Regions from separate parts of the Mus musculus genome. Here region 1 is linked to region 2. The links are chromatin loops, found by intact Hi-C in ENCODE. Cell type or tissue: heart. All regions are shown on one strand.

Region 1 (8,000 bases), 240 kb before region 2:
GCCAGAGCACCAATGCCGAGCCCATTGTAAAGAACTAGAAGACGAGGGTTACAAGTTCAAATGTTTAGCAGGTCCTTATTTCTACCTGTCTCTCCAAAGTCTCCTGTAGCCCAGGATGACCTTAAACCGGCTATGTAGTCAGAATAACTTTGAAGTTCTGGTCCTTTCCACTCTGCCACCCAAGCGCTGGCACTACAGTTAAGTGCCAGGATGGTTTTTACATGTTAGGGATCACACACCAGGCTCTGTTCATGCTAGAATAGCACTCTATCCCAGGAGCTGATTCTCAGTGCACTGCTTTCATGCCCAGATCCCCTTGAGCTACTGGGGCTTAAGGAGACGAATAAATGTGTGTCCTCTAACTCTTGGGACCACAGCTTACATATGCAACAGTTTCAGAGCTCTGTGAGCCCTATGCTTCACAGTGCAGGACAATGAGGACCAGAGGAGAGAAAAGACATGCACAAGGTCACATGGCTTCCCAGTACAAGCAGGTCAAGACCCAGGTTTCAGGATGTCTGGTACAAAGCTCTTTCTGTGCTGAGGTGGTCAGCTAGAACACAGCCAATATAGCTGTGGTGATTATCATGCCAACAGCAAGGAATGCACTCTCCAGCATGGGCCAAGGGAATGATGGTTAACATTTAACATCATGGAAACAACTTCAAAGACACTGCAGCTGGACTCTAATAATGGGGATGAAAATGCTGAGACGAGCAGAAAGCTGCAGGTGGACATCTTCGGCTGGAAATAGCATATGGCCCCAGAGCAGGAGTTCTCAGAAGCCCGAACTGGTCCTTACCATGGGGTCAGGAGATGGGAACTGTCCCACAGTCTGTGGTTCAATGTGCTCTTAAGCTGTGTACCCCTTACTAATGCCACAGGACACGGATGAATGTCTATGCCTGCCATCTAGGGGAGAGTGTGGCTGCCGTGGACAAGGTGGGGGGAGGAGGGGAGAGATGGCGCTTCCTGGGTGGGCTTCTAGAAAGGCCAAGGATGGCAGGAAGGCAGGGATCAGAGCCTTTCTCATAAAAGCCTAGCAATGACATGCACCAATTAATCAAATATAGGGGTAGGAGTGGGGAGACAGGACAGGGAAACTGAATGCAATACTGACGTACAGTCGCCCCTGTGTTCTGCAAGGTATTGGATCCAGGCCCCACTGAAGATACCAAAATGAGTGCTGTGCAAGACCCTTGTATAACACAGTATAGTATGTGCATGTAGCCTATGCATACGCTCCTGCAACTCACACATCTCCATGGCCTCTAATACCTGATACAACATGAATGGCATGTAAACAGTTGTTAAGCTGTATTACTTAGGAAATAATTCTTACAAGTAAAGTCTTTAAAACTTCTATATAGATGCATTTTTCCTGAATATGTCCACCCTCCCACCCATCCATCCACCCACCCATCCATCCATCCACCCACCTACCCACCCTTTCATCTATCTAGATAGGGTCTTTTTATGTACACTGGCTGTCCTGGTACACCCTATGTAAAACAGGTCATTTTCTTTTGAGACGGGATCTTATGTTGAATCCCAGGCTAGCCTTGAGCTCATGACAGTCCTCTTACCTCAGTCTCCTAGTGCCTGACTGCAGGCATGCACTTGAATGCCCATTTTTTTTAAAAAAAAAAATAAATTAGACTCAGAGATAAGACAGTAGTCTTTAGATACTTGGAATTCTCCAAAGTATAGTGGTACATATGTCTATAACCCTAGTACTCAGAAGGTTGAGGCAGGAGAATTGCTAAAAGCTGGAAGCCAGCCTGGTCTATATGTAGCTCTGTGTCAAAACCAAACTAGTGGAGTGTGGTAAGGCACTCCTGTAATTCTGAAACCTTGGTAGGCTTGTGCAGAAGAACTGCTTCAATTTTAGCCTCAGAATAAGAGAAGGGAGCTCAGAGTTTTTAAGAACGCAAAGCAGTGAAAAGAAGTACGATGCGATATTCACCTCGGGACTGCGGAAGAGGTTCCCAAATGACACCAGCATTATCAGAGTCTTGTGTGGAAAAAGGGATTTTGTATCATGTGATAGCAGTTTCATAAAAGGGCCAGCAGTGGTTGGAGTGAGCTTCTTGCTATTGAACACATGAGAAAATTCCTTATAGGGAAAATGGTGAAACATAATTTAAGTTGAAACTGTTAATGTACTAATCTTAAATAGCAGAACTGTTGAACGTTACCAGAGGAGCCTAGCCTAGCGCGTAGTGCCTTACATGCAGTTTAGCAGATAGATGCTGGGTAGAGAAGGAACTGCAGCCTCTTCTATTCATCTCTTCCTTCCATCTCAGAAACCAATGAAGTACAGCTCTAAGAGCAGCCTTGTGATCATGGCCTCTGCAGCTCTAAGAATGGCAGCTGAGATCCTTGTCAAAGTGTACCTCCCACTGGGGCAAGGAGCTGTGGGGCTTTAAATCAGACATTATTCTAGGGAGCAGAGGATAGCAAATATAAAAGGAAAAACCCTAGCCTTGAAGTACTCAGAGAAGAAGAGACACGGGACCCGCCGTGACTAAGAAGGTGGCACCAAAGTGGTGGCACTTAGGGTGACACATGAAGGAGAAGTGAGTGGCATCTGGCAATGGAAGAGAAGGTGAGGTCTAGGGCACAACAAGGGACATCCTAGGAACTGGTGTGAGCAAAGGCACGGGGTACCAAGCAGGGTCGTGGTAAGAACACAGGCTCCATGTCAGGGAGGGCGGAGAATGGAAGCTGCAGAATCCTCGACGTGAGGGTGGAGGCTGCACAGGATCCCAGGAGGCGCTGGGCCACCTTTCCCAGGGGCTTCTTTGCTCTCTGGGAAGCCCACTAACTGAGGTGAGAACAGAGGCTGCATAGTTGGGGCAGGTGAGTCTGTGACACAGAGTGTGTGCCAAGCAGGTGGGCAGGAGCGCAGAGGGCAGCACGGGGATGCTTGAGAGAGGATTAAACGCATGTCCTCACAGAAGGAGGCTGAGGTCCAACAGCAGCAGACAGATGTGGTGGCTTCTGACAGTGTTTGCATCTGGAATCCCCTCCCCCCATAGTGGCTCAAATCAGTAATGTCTCCTAAAGGGAACCCAGATGGAGATGGTGTGTGAAGAGGATTATCTCCTCCCTGTCTATAATTTATTGGTCCTGAATATCAGGTTAGCAAGCTGAAGCAATTAAACATCAGGCCAGCTGTTTCAGGCAATTAGGTAACATTTTTCATTTAGAAGACCACACAACAGAGAAAAGACTACAGAGATAAGACCTGTGTTTTGATTTGCTAAGTCTCTGCTGCAGATAAAACCCAGCTTTTTGGAACCCTTCAGGCAATTACTATTTCAGGCTTGGCAGGAACTGGAGTCTGAAAGTAACTATTGGGCTTCTCTTGGCAAGGCTCAAAGCCACTGTAGCTGTGTGAATGTCCTAGGCAGTGGTAGAAGGGCAGGAGGAACCCAGGAGCCATAGAGCTATTAGGATGGCTGCTGCAGGCCCCATGGCTCAGAGGCGGCCAAACTGGGTCCTCCCACATGTTCTTAGAGAGGGAGTGTGGTCGGACGGTGGAGGCCCAGCCTACTCATGGGGATTCTGTGGCTGCCTGCCTGGCATGTGCTCTCGGCAATGCTGTGGGCCCTGCTTCCCCTCCCAGCCTTAGCTTCTTTTCTTTCAGAAGAAGGCTGAGGAGAATTCTTCTGCCTGAGGTGGGGGTGAGGGGTGTCAGAGGAAACAGGGGTGACTGGCAAGGTGCCAACTGGTACAGGCTTAGTACAAAAGCGGAGGAGGTAGAGGGTGGTGGAATTTGATGTCATCTCTGCCACTACTGGACAGGGCTACGTTGTTCTAGCCACTTGCCCTGAGTGGGCCTCAGTTTCCACAAAATCAAAGTGTGAGGAGCTGGATTCTTAAGGAGCCTTTGAGTTTTGATATTCTCCTATTCTGAGATGCCAAGAGAGATAAATCAGCAGGCTGAAGGCAAGCAAGCTTTTCTTTGAATGGAAAAGGGGGACAGGCTTTATGCTGCCAGCTGACTTCCCCACAGGATTCTGGGGCTGGCCCGGAGCAGGGAGACGGGGGCAGCTCAAGGAGACAGAGGGCTGCGTGCGGTTGCAGGCTGCCCAGCCTTGGAACCTCTCTTGCCTGAACTCTTCCACTTAATTGGGAGCTTGCCTTCCCAGCTGTGTATTTTTATCCTGGGCCCCAGAACCCAAACCCTGAGGTTTGTAGCCAGAGGCCGCTGCTTGTTTTCTCGTTAACCGCCTCAGCTCTGAGGTGCTTCCCAGGAAGTCATCACCCCGATGCAAGGCCTCTCCAGCAAGCAGGCCTCCAGGGAGGATGCTGAGTGAGAGGCACTGGAATCCAAGAGCTGTCCTCCAGCCTCGGAAATAAATCCCCCACACTGTCTGGCCCACACAAATCCCAGTTCAGCCCGGCCTCTCCTGTGGGGTTATTCTGGTAACAAAATGCTTGAGATCAGCAATTCTTTTCTACTCTTACCCACTCCCAGAGAGGAGCCAACTGGGCTATTCCTTAGGCTCCACTTTCTGTGTCTGAAATGTGGTTGAAAACTAATATTCCAGATGTTTCCTCAGATTTTAAGTTGAACCACAGATTAAGCTTCCTATAGGAAGACGGTCTGGCACAGGCTGGGAGGACAGTAAGTCTTCGAGGCTGGGTGTTTAAGCCACTCCACCCTTTGCCAGCTGCCTCGCCTTCAGAAGGTGCTGTAGAGTTTTTTTTCCAACCCCAGTTTCTTCTAGCAAAATAACAGCCTTTCCCTTTCTACCACACAATAACCACTGTGAGCCCAAGGACTGCTTAGTTCAACACTGTGCAGTCTAACGTTGATGGCTTCCTTAGCTGCTGAACCAGTGAGATCAACAAGACCAGAGACGCCAAGTGTCCAGCATCTTAGGGAAATCCATTTCTTTTCCCCAAGTGGTGGGTTCTCAGTGAAGAAGGAAGTCCTTCCTGTGACTATGGAAGTTACAGAAGGGCCAGCACATGAAAGAAAAGATAGTTAAATTTCTTTCTTCCTCCTTTCCTCCTCCTCTTTCTTTCTTTCTTTCCTTTTTTTTTTTTTTTTGTGTGTGTGTGTGTGTTAAGAACAGAGCCCAAGGACTTCTATGTTAAACCAGCTTTCTACCACTGAGTACATCCCCTGGCCCCAATTATTTATTATTTTATTTTGAGACAAGATCTTACAAAGTTGCTCAGTTGGCCTTGAGCTTGCTTGGTAGCCCAGGCTACAAATTCCAACTTGCAAACTTCCTGCCTCAGTCTCCTGAGTACCTGGGATTACAGGCCCATACTGTTACGTCAAGCTTCAGAGAGCCCCTTGACGGTAGTGTTATCTGCCCATGTCAGTGTTGACTCTGCGGCTGTGGCTAGAGCCTATGCTGGCAGTGGAAAAGGCTGATCATGGACTGATATTACACAGGGTGGCAGGAGCGTCTTCATTAGACCAATGGCTTCCTGGCCTTAGGGTCTTCCAAAGAGACTCACACAACCAGACTCGGGCACGGAACCCGGATTCTCGAAGGCTGCCGACACACTGGGCCATTGTTCTTGGACAGCAGCAACTCAGATCAAACTGGTGAGTGGGATTTTCCTTGCATTGGCTACAATACACATGTTTGTTCAAGAAAAAACAGTTGGAGCAAGAAGGCATGAATGTCTGCTGCGAAAGAAAAGCCGGTTTGTGTCAATTACAGTGGCAGATTATTCAGAGTTCATCCTGAAAGTCCAATTACCCCCCAAAGCATGAGCAAGGTCAGTGTCGCTCTGCAGTGCACCAACCACTCCAGCCACTTAGGCACAGATGTAAACTACACAGATCTGCCTGTTGGGAGAGGAGAGCGGCGGCCCACTAGCTTCCTGGCCAGTCTGTGTGGACACCACCATTCTCCTATTCCTGGGAGGATTTATCTGTCCAAAGAGGATCTCTGCAATGTGCAGATCTGGGACTCATCTTATTGCACTGTATCCACTGTTACTGGTGTGTGTGTGTGTGTGTGTGTGTGTGTGTGTGTGTGTGTGAGAGAGAGAGAGAGAGAGAGAGAGAGAGAGAGAGAGAGAACGAACATGAACAGTGGCCTTCAGAAGGACCCACAGCCCATCCTGATGATGAGTGAGGGTGTAAGCTTCAGGAGCAAAAGATCAAAGATCTGTCCCTGTTTTATTTCGAGCAGCACACCCCAAGCCATAGCCATTAGCAGATGAGATGTGAAATGACCTATTTACCTTATACTTGACTGAACTATGGCTAGGAAGCCCTAGGGATCTGCTTACCTCCACCCCCCAGTGCTGGGATTGTAACCGTGTGCTACTATGCCTTCCCTTTCTAATGTGGGAGCTGGAGATTAGCCTAGGGTCTTTGTGTTAGCAAGGCAAGTGATGCCTGAGCCAGGTTCCCAGTCCCCTTTTAGGGAGATTTAAGAGCAGCATTCCCCCATACCTGCTACTTCTTAAAGCAACACAGAAATTATTATACAATAAGTTTCTCAAAACAGTGAACAGCATGTCCTAATATGGACTTCAAAACAAATATGTAATATTTTCACAAGCCAGACAGCTTCAATAGAGATTCTAAGTTTAGACAGTGAAGGATCCATCCATCAACCACAGCAAGATCTAGTCTTTGAGATATGCTATTGTATAGAATCTCTCTCCTCTGCTAGAGTTAGCTGTTAAATTCCCCAGGACAGAGTCAGTATTTTAATCAGAATCTAATCTCTATGTATAATATCTCAAATATGAGGAAAATTTGTATATTTATAAAATAGGAATAAAATAGTTAACATTATTGAGAGTTAAACATTAAAAAAATTAGTTATTTTTATGTGTATGAGTGTTAGTTATTTTTATGTGTATGAGTGTTCTGCCTTCATACCTAGTGTCCTCAGAGGTGGGAAGGGGGGGGGGGTCAGACCTGAGACTGGGGTCCGAGATGGTGGCAAGCCATATGTAAGTGCTGGGAACTGAACCTGTGAGTCTTCAAGAAAAACAAATATTCCTCACAGCTGAGCCATCTCTCCAGCTCTGCAAATAAAGTTTTTATGGGTGGCTCCAGGCAATATTTTAAGTGTTCTACAGATAGGAACCCACTGAATTATCCTAACAATGCTAGAAGGAAGGTATGCTATGTTACAGATGCAAACATGGAAGCAGAAGTAGACACACATAAGGACCCCAAGCCATGCAAGGGAAAGAACCAAGGATACAATTTTAAAGATAGACAAATGACCCAAACCTGACACTTCTTAAAAGAAAACATACCAGTGAGCAGTGAATGCAATCCAAACCACTACGGAGTCATCACCTCACCCTGGTGAGGATAGAGAAGGCTGGTGAGGGCAAGAAGGGGGTTCCCACACACGGTGGGGAGAAAGTGGGGTTCCCACACACGGTAGGGAGAAAATGGACTCCCACACACTATGGGGGGGATAGTTTAGTATCACCGTGAAAATAATACGAAGGTTCAGAAAAAAACAACCAAACAACCACCATCACCATTTGGTGATTCTACCACTGGGTTTGTAGCCAAAGGAAATGAAATTAGCATATAAAAGAGGAATTTACACTCTCATCTTTACTATAGCCAAGACAGAATCAACCTGGGTGTCCACCAATGGGTGAATGGGTGAAGGAATGTTGTATTATAAAAAACTGATCTCATAAAAGAGTAGAATAAAGGCCAGTGGAGTCTAGGAGGGAGAGGGAGATGGAGGATGCAAAGGGGGTTGCAATAGAGAGCAAACTACAGTTAGGTAGGAGGAACCAGTTTAAAGTCTTACTTTCCAAAAGATTTCCAACAGAGAAAATTATAAATGCTAATTACTCAAAATTGATCATTACATTTACATATATCTAATTACCATAATTTATCCCATGAATACATATATGTGATTTAAAATAAAAAAGGCAGGCTGGGAACTGAAGTCCAGGGTCCAGGTGTTGTCCACTGAGGAGCCACACTGTCCTCACAGGTCACTTGGATCTTAGCCCTTTCTCTTGGAGAC
Region 2 (8,000 bases):
GCCTTTTCCCCTAAGATTCAAATTCCTGCCCCAAGTTGCAGTTCCAGCATATCACACTAGCGCTTGAAAGGCTGAGGCAGACTTGCCTTGAATTGAAGCAAGCAATGGCTAAACAGCCAGTACCAGGCCAGCAGGGCTACACAGCAATAATCCATCTTGAAATAACCAAATGGAGCACCCTGGGACACTGCACTTGCCTCTGAAGCAAGCTCCGTTCAAAGATAAAAACTGTATTATTTCAAAACATCAGAGTCTGACATCCCTGAGAGCAGTCGGGCACAAGCACGGCACAGGCGCAGCATCCCACCTCAGCAGCCAGCCTCAGTAGCCCTGAGCACCTACTCTTCATCCTTATCTCACAATTGATTTGTACCATGACACAGAGGAGGTAGATTTACAAAATACTACCTCATTTACATGGGTACACATATGATGTATAAAAGTATCAGGAATTCAGTCAGAAGCAAAAACAAACAAACAAACAAGCAACCACACTGTGCACTGAATTAGCTGCAATCCATAAAATATACCTTGTTTTTCTTTATGCAGTTAGCAAGTTTGTTTGAACATTTTCCCAGTATGACCTTGAATTCATGGAAACCCTCCTTTCTCTATTACCCAAGTTCAGAGACTGCAGAGAAGTACCAGCATAAAACCCTATAAAAACAGTACTAAGTAACACATGGAAAACTAATATGAACAATATGAGTTTTTTTAACCATTCCTTCTGAGGGACAATCACATTTTAAAATCGGAAGTTTCACACGGTGACAACACCTGAATCCTGGTACTCCTCAGGAGGAAGCTGGTGGATCAAAGATTGAGGTCACCCTTGGCTACATAGGAATTTTAAGGACAGCCTGGGCTACGAGACAATTTCTTAAAAACAATTTTTAAAAATAGTAAATACATATGTTGTGTTGAATAACAAATATAACTAGAAAATATAACCAACTTTCTTAATAATAAAAAATTAAAGATTCAAAATTTAAATGGTAGCCTTTCTTCTCTGCACATCCCCCAGGCCCCAGGCACTACTGTTCTCTGGCCCTTCACCCTCCTCCACTGCTAACGGAAGCCTTCCTGCTTATTACCCATGACTGTTAAGAATATTTTCTGGCTCTATTTCAGCATCATGACTCAGGTCATGAGAAGTGTCAAAGATGCATTTCCTTCAGCTGGGAACGAGCACCAGATCTCAAGGGCACAGAGAGGCTGGAGCGTGGTGTAGAAGGCCACATCAGCAGTTCCTGATGAGGAAGAGAAACCCTTTGTACTCGAATGCATTTTCATTCCCAGCTTGAAAACAGGTGCTTACACACACCAGTTAAGGAAAACAAACAGGAAACTGATGCTCAATTATAGCTCCCTAAATAACCAACAAATCCTGAAATAAAACTGTAAGCAAATAAATAAATAAATGGTATAAATTTAGCACATTTTACAAATATTAGAATGAAATCAAGATCTAGATGGCTAGCTCCAAGTTTGCAAAGGTGCATTTATGAATTAACCTCTGTGCTGTAGAATGTCCTTGAGCACTAGAAGCATGGGGTTCTTCGACAACAGCCTTGGACGCAGCACACCTGCAAGGGAGAAAGCCCTAGCCTCCTGGGACCCTCGACTGTGAGGGCCTGGGTGACTGCAGGAATGTCCTATTCATCTATCTATACGACAGACACCTGATCTTTTTTCCACATCTATGACTTTTATAAAAGGTGAAGCTGTTTCATCCCGTGCCGTGTCAATGCTAGAATGAAAAGCGATAAATCGTTTGCTACCCAGGATAGACCTTGACACTGAACATGAAAAGCTGGTCTCTTCTGCAGTCACCAGGAGGAGCCATGCCCTCAGGACTCCTCTGTCCACTCTGAAATACTTCTCTCTGGTGCCTCATTGTGGCTTGAGAAATTCTCACCTGCACAAACACTTGAGCCCAAGTGAGCAGCTCTTCCAATGAACCGGAAATCCCTTCCCTTTCCTCGTCGCCTCCCAGCTCCCACGCCATCCACCGTGGAGCACGGGGACCCCTCCCACCTCCCACGTGCACATAACCCTGACACAGTGTGAACCCACTCTTCTTTTTCTCGTCTTTCTTCATATTTTAACCATTTTGTAAGCTAACATTACCAACACCAGATTTACAATTCCTCTTCAGATAGTCAAACCGCAATACTAGTCTGCCTGTTCCACTCAGCTCCAACTTGTCACTTGGGTGTTTTAGTAATTAACAGCTCTAAGAGGCATCTGTCCTGAGAGGGTTACTGACTCTCATTGCCTTCTGTACTTTCTTCAAGACCAAATACTGAAAACATTGCTTCCAAATGTCTTTCTCTGGAGTACAAAGGGGACACCTTCCTGGTCCCCTCTGGGATGAGTTATCTACCTAACATTTTGTCTTTCTCGGAAACAACTAAAATGTCTTCCTCTGTAATTCACAGAAATCTCTCTAGAGCAACAGAACTAGGACAGAGTACTTACTCACAGAAAAGGAAAGAATAAGAACAGGATCCCTCACTCAGAGAAAAGTAAGTTTTCGCAGTTTTCTAGATCTTTTTTAACTCTTAACACTAAAATATTTTACCTTCCAAAATTATCAAAACCAACTTCAGTGTTTGTAGTCTTTTTTTTTTTCTTCTTTTTGAGGCAGGGTTTCTCTGTGTAGCCCTGGGGGTCCTGGAACTCACTCTGTAGACCAGGCTGGCCTTGAACTCAGAAATCCGCCTGCCTCTGCCTCCCAAGTGCTGGGATTAAAGGCGTGCTCCACCACCGCCCAGCTCAGAGTTTGTAGTCTTAATCCTGTTTTTATGCCTGAAATGGAAGATAGACTGATCCCTTCACAGGGAAGATAATCAATCATTCTGTATTGACTTTTACTTCACAGGTATGAGTGTTTACATGCATGAGTGAGTGTGTGTGTGTGTGTGTGTATACCACCTGCAATGACATTAAATTCCTGGGAACTGAACTTACAGACAATTGTGAGTCAACATGTAGGTAACAGGAGTTGAACATAGGTACTCTGGAAGATCAGACAGTGCTCATAACGACAGAGTTGGAGGGGCTGGAGAGAAGGCTCAACAATTTTAAAAAATTAAATAATGAAATAAAAGCAAATTAGTAAGTAATAAAACTAAAGACTGAAACAGTCATTTTCATGTAGTGGTCAAGGATATTTTGGCTTCATCACAGCAATGAGTCTAGGTGTCAGTACTTCAAAATCTATCCAGTGTGAGCACAATGTCAGTCAGAACTACAATGCCAGTCAGAACTACAATGCCAGTCAGAACTACAATGTCAGTCAGAACTACAATGCCAGTCAAAACTACAATGCCAGTCAGAACTACAATGCCAGTCAGAACTACAATGTCAGTCAGACAAAGAAGAAAATTAAACAATGGAGATAATAGCTTAAAAAAAAGACAAAAACCTGTAAAAACATTAAACAATAGAAAATAACATAAGAAAAGACATGATAGTAAGAGAAATGTTCAAAGAAAAGTCTCTGTTAGAACACACTGTGGGGACAAGAATGCAGTAGGACATGGGATGGTGGCAATGGGGAATCTCTCACAAATACAAAAACACAAAGCACAAACAGGAGCTCCAGGCCCAGACAGGAGAGCCAAGATTCATCTCACAGCAGCTTTAGAAAGGGGCATACAGGAAAACAGTGGAGAAGAAACAAGAAGTGGAAAGCAGAGGCTACTGGGGACTAGATAAGGGAAGGAAGGACAGGGCCAATCAGTGGTAAGAACAGAGAGATGAGCTGACAGCACTAACAGTGCCTGAATCATGGCATCCAGACAACTGCTGGTTTACAAAAAAGCAGGACACACATGCTCCGGGACAGGAGGGCTGGGAGCACACTGACAGCACTTAGGAAATAACACAACTAAAATGTTTCCATTCACAGCAGTCGTCAAGAGTCACACACAGGAAATGAACATCTGTACAAAGTACTCAAAAGAGCTGTAAGTTGGTGATAATACAGAGTCCACATCCTTGTGAAGAATTTGGAGAAGAAAACACAGAAAACACAAGAAAACGAAGAGATGCCATGGTGGTATCTGCTCCCAAGATACCCAGGTTCAAGCCCTGATGACAGGAACAGAAAAGCTGAGAGCACACTGCCCTCTAGAGGTAGCATGTTTCATTAACCATTAAATGCTAAACCCAAACTGTTCATGATTTGCAAATGCAAATTTGTATTCATAAGCAAAAAAAGCAAATTGAAAGATTGTATTTGCATCAAGTGATAATTACATTAAATTTATATTTATTTTATATTTTCTTGTTGCATTTATTTTAAAGGAGTTTATCTAAACAACATAAAAGATTACAGTAGTTAAATTGGGTTTAATTTTATGTTTAAAACATTTTTAGACAGCACTGTACACTAACAGGCTCCTGAGGGTTCTCATAGCTTACTTTACTTCTCTCACACATGGGACTACGTATGCCTCCATTTGGCTGGTGTGAGTAGTGCCTGTGTATGTGTGTGCACACAGACATTCCACGACATGTTTCTTGTTCTAGTGCTTCCCTGCTCAAAGAGTCTCTCACAGACCCCAGAGCTTTGCAGGCCCAAGACTGGCTACCCAGTCAGCTTGCTCCGGGGATCTTCGTGACTACTCCTCCCAAGTGCTGGAACTAGAGGCGGCTCCTGCAAGATAAACGTCCATGTGTGTAGCAAAACTACACACTGAGCCATATCCTTATGCACTCTATGTCCCTCTTAATACTTCTGTGAACTACACACTGCTATAAAGATTATGAACTACTAGAGGTGCTATCTTTCTTTAATAGTTTTTTTCAATTAGTGACTTAAAAAGGATAATTTGAGATGGGATATCACCTATCAGCATTAGGCTGGTCCCAAATTCATGACAATCCTCCTGCCTCAGCATCCAGAGTACTTAATCACAGACTTGTGTCATATCTTGGCTTCTTATGTGGTTTTTAAATTAGACATCTTGCTGTGTGAGGCTACCCTTTCCCAAACATTTGCATAAAGAACTCATCCTCTATCTCTGCACAATTACAGAAAATGACATGAAAATATTGAAAATGTGGGTGGTGTTGGTGTATAGTAAATGTCAAAATGAGCATAGAGTTATGCCAACGTTTTCAGAGGATGCCTCGGGAACCAGGAAAACATTAGGTTTTTACAACAGATTAGAAGCAAGGCTTCACTGACCTCAGGCAACAGGCTACAAGGAGAGAGCAAACTCCAGGTGCTAAGCGACCCAAGGAGGGCTCTCCCACATGGCGTGTCTGCACCATTTATATACTCTGTGTCAGATGAGGCATGGAATTTAAAGCAGAACTTCAGCGCACATGATTGATTTTTCTTGGCAAAAATTAAAACACTTATGGAAACTCCACTCCACAAGTAAACAGTGACTAGAAGGAACAGTCAGGACATGGCACTCTGGTGCTGCTGACTCCCAAGGAGGTGAAGCTATGTGAGGAGCTGGGTGGCTGCTGCATATTTACAATAGGATGCGGTCTATATCAAGAAAACTCCCTATCGACCAAAGTAAATAACTACAATAAACCATCAAATGAAGGCTGTAAACAGTCTCCAAGTGGTAAGACGGGAGTGCCGTACACACAGATGCTAAAAAGACAGAAAGACTGCTGGACTTGTAAGCCATTTGCTGAAATATAGCAGCTCTGGGTCCAAGAAATGAGAGGCCTCCTTCAAAGTCCTCAAACCTCAGGTTGGGAGGGAGCAGGGTCTGGAATTCAGTTGTCAGATGCTGCAGGCCTGGCACAACTCCTTCTCCAGACCAAGCCAGAAAGAAGCTGGGTTAGGGGACATACTCAAACCTTGGGAGGTGGAGGCAGGAAGGGAGAATCAGTGATAAAGGGTAGCCTTGGCTACGTAAGGGGTCACATAGTTACACATAACTACTAGTGAGGCCAGTCTGGGTTATCCAATGAGACCTAGGAAGAACGGAGGGAAAAAGAGGGAGGGACAAGAGAGGCAAAGGGAGGTCAGTGAGTCCTTAAAAATCTCAGGACAGGGCAGACACTATATTCTTAAACCTAAAAGGAAAACCTACTTCACAAGATAAAGAAACAGGAAAAGTAAGCAGGGCCAGTGTGGTGGGTGAGCAAGGGCTTGCAGCCAAAGTCTGACTCTTCACTTGAGCTCAATCCCTAGGCCCACACAGTGAAGGGAAGACAGGCAACTCCCAAAGATTATCAGAAACACGTACGTACATATACAACCACACACACATACACACGCAGACACAAGCACGCACCTAAAGAAACAAATGTAAAAAGCACATCTATCAACTATGTGAGCTCACGTGTGGAACCGTGACTAGTGCCACTTTCAACTGCGGATTTGTATCATCTCCCACTTTAGAAATACTCACAAGCTAATGTCCATACTGAAAGCAATTAAAAGCAAAGAAATAAATTCAAATTTTTATTTCATTCAGTAATATTGTTTACTTACATTGTTTTGTTAAAAAAAAAAAACATGAGAAATGAATCAATCCTGCACACTGCTGACGAACAGCAGCAAAGTTTGAGTGACAGCAGTTGATCCATACGCACTAAGCACTATTCTAAACACTGAAATTTCAAAGGTAACCGTGCAAGACTGGGCATATTATTACCTCTGCTTCATAGGTAGCGAAAACCAGGTCTCAGTAGGGAGACGGAGCAATTTGTCTAAGATTACAGCCCGGAAGAAGTCTAACCCTAGGTCCTCTATTACCCTAGGCCCTCTATCCACACACAGCTCAGTCACAGAGACTAGGAAAGTCATCAGCAGAAAGGTGAAAGGCCCTGGATTTGATCTCAGCATCACAAATAAACGGAAAAGCCAGATGGAAATGCTGAGCAATTGATGCAGGAAACAGAACAGAAAAGACAGCTTTTCTTAGGAAAAAGCAGGACTGTATAACTGCAGGAGGTAAGAGTGCAACTCCAGATGTAGCAGGACAGACAGACAGAAAGACAGTTAAGCTAGCTGGAAGGCCGTTGCCACATCATAATTTAAGTGGTGAACCTACAGTCTACGTCCCACCTTGGTCTTGATCATTCAGCTGCACTGGCCATCATCCACTGCCAGCACCTACATCTGGGAAAACAGACCAAGTCGCCTGCAGCCCTAACTTTCTCCCACTATCTTGCCCCTGTTAATATTACATTCTAAAAGAAGGAATAAAAACATGACACCATCAATACTTGTGGTGCCAATTTTCTAACTAAAATCCCCTTAGACAAATTCCTTACACCCCAGCAAACTGTTCTGTCTTCTCTGTCACTAAACTGACTGTCAGCTCCAACCTTCACCTAACCAGATGCTGGAACTTAGCACAGTCACCACCATCCTCCTGGCTACTGGCTACCTCCTGTATATGGTTTCCCACTTCGTGTCACTTGCTAGTAACTTCTGGATGACACTTCTTACCAGGAGCTCCAATCCTGCAGGTGCTGTCAATTGAAGCCTTCCTCCCGGTCACTATCCCCATGCAGATGCATTCCCAGTGATTCCAACCGTGCTAGGAACACGGGAAGCCTTACCCAGTGTCCAGATACACACAGGTCACCCCAGCATGCCACCCGGGCTACAATAGGAGACCCCGTCTCCCAAGAGATGTAGAAAGACAGGATAGAAAGACCCTGTCTCCACTCTCAGAGTGCGCTCTCCTCCATACAAGTCCTCCCTCAGAGCACCCAAACCAGTCTTCTCTCACTCCTGTTTCCAAAACCCACCACGGAGTTCCCATCAGCTAAGTAGATACATCACTACATGGGACCCTCTGTGCTTGACCAGAGCAGCTGTCTTACTGCCCCCTTAGTACAGCAGGTGTATTCTCAGCTCAGCATTTAGAAGTGCTGCTGTCCACTCATAGCCATTAGATCTTTGCTCAATATCACTGTGGTGACATCCACAAACAGGATGGTAATTTAAAGTTGAAATCATTTCAAGACATTTCCTAACTTCTATTCTTTTTTGAGACAGGGTCTAA

Evidence for each region. Peaks named below come from ENCODE experiments on the same cell type or tissue, not always from the same donor. Only the 100,000 strongest peaks of a DNase experiment are listed, where the experiment ranks them.
Region 1: it touches region 2 in a loop (2.2-fold over the local background); 2 of 42 quality-filtered maps call a loop at or near these places.

Annotation. Positions count from the first base shown.
Region 1 is chr11:85,756,457-85,764,456 of GRCm38, reverse strand. All of the region lies in intron 22 of Bcas3 (breast carcinoma amplified sequence 3), which reads right to left. Mir5110 (microRNA 5110) reads left to right here and starts at 3,755; the gene lies at 3,755-3,841. In heart, no CTCF peak of the experiment used is centred here; DNase peaks (open chromatin) are centred at 3,496 and 4,286; H3K27ac peaks cover 1,107 bases; H3K27me3 peaks cover 2,195 bases.
Region 2 is chr11:85,514,342-85,522,341 of GRCm38, reverse strand. All of the region lies in intron 15 of Bcas3 (breast carcinoma amplified sequence 3), which reads right to left. Among named protein-coding and RNA genes, the nearest start is that of Bcas3, 170 kb to the right of the region's middle. In heart, CTCF peaks have their summits at 1,842 and 4,134 (motif pointing left); DNase peaks (open chromatin) are centred at 1,091 and 1,971; H3K27me3 peaks cover 1,694 bases.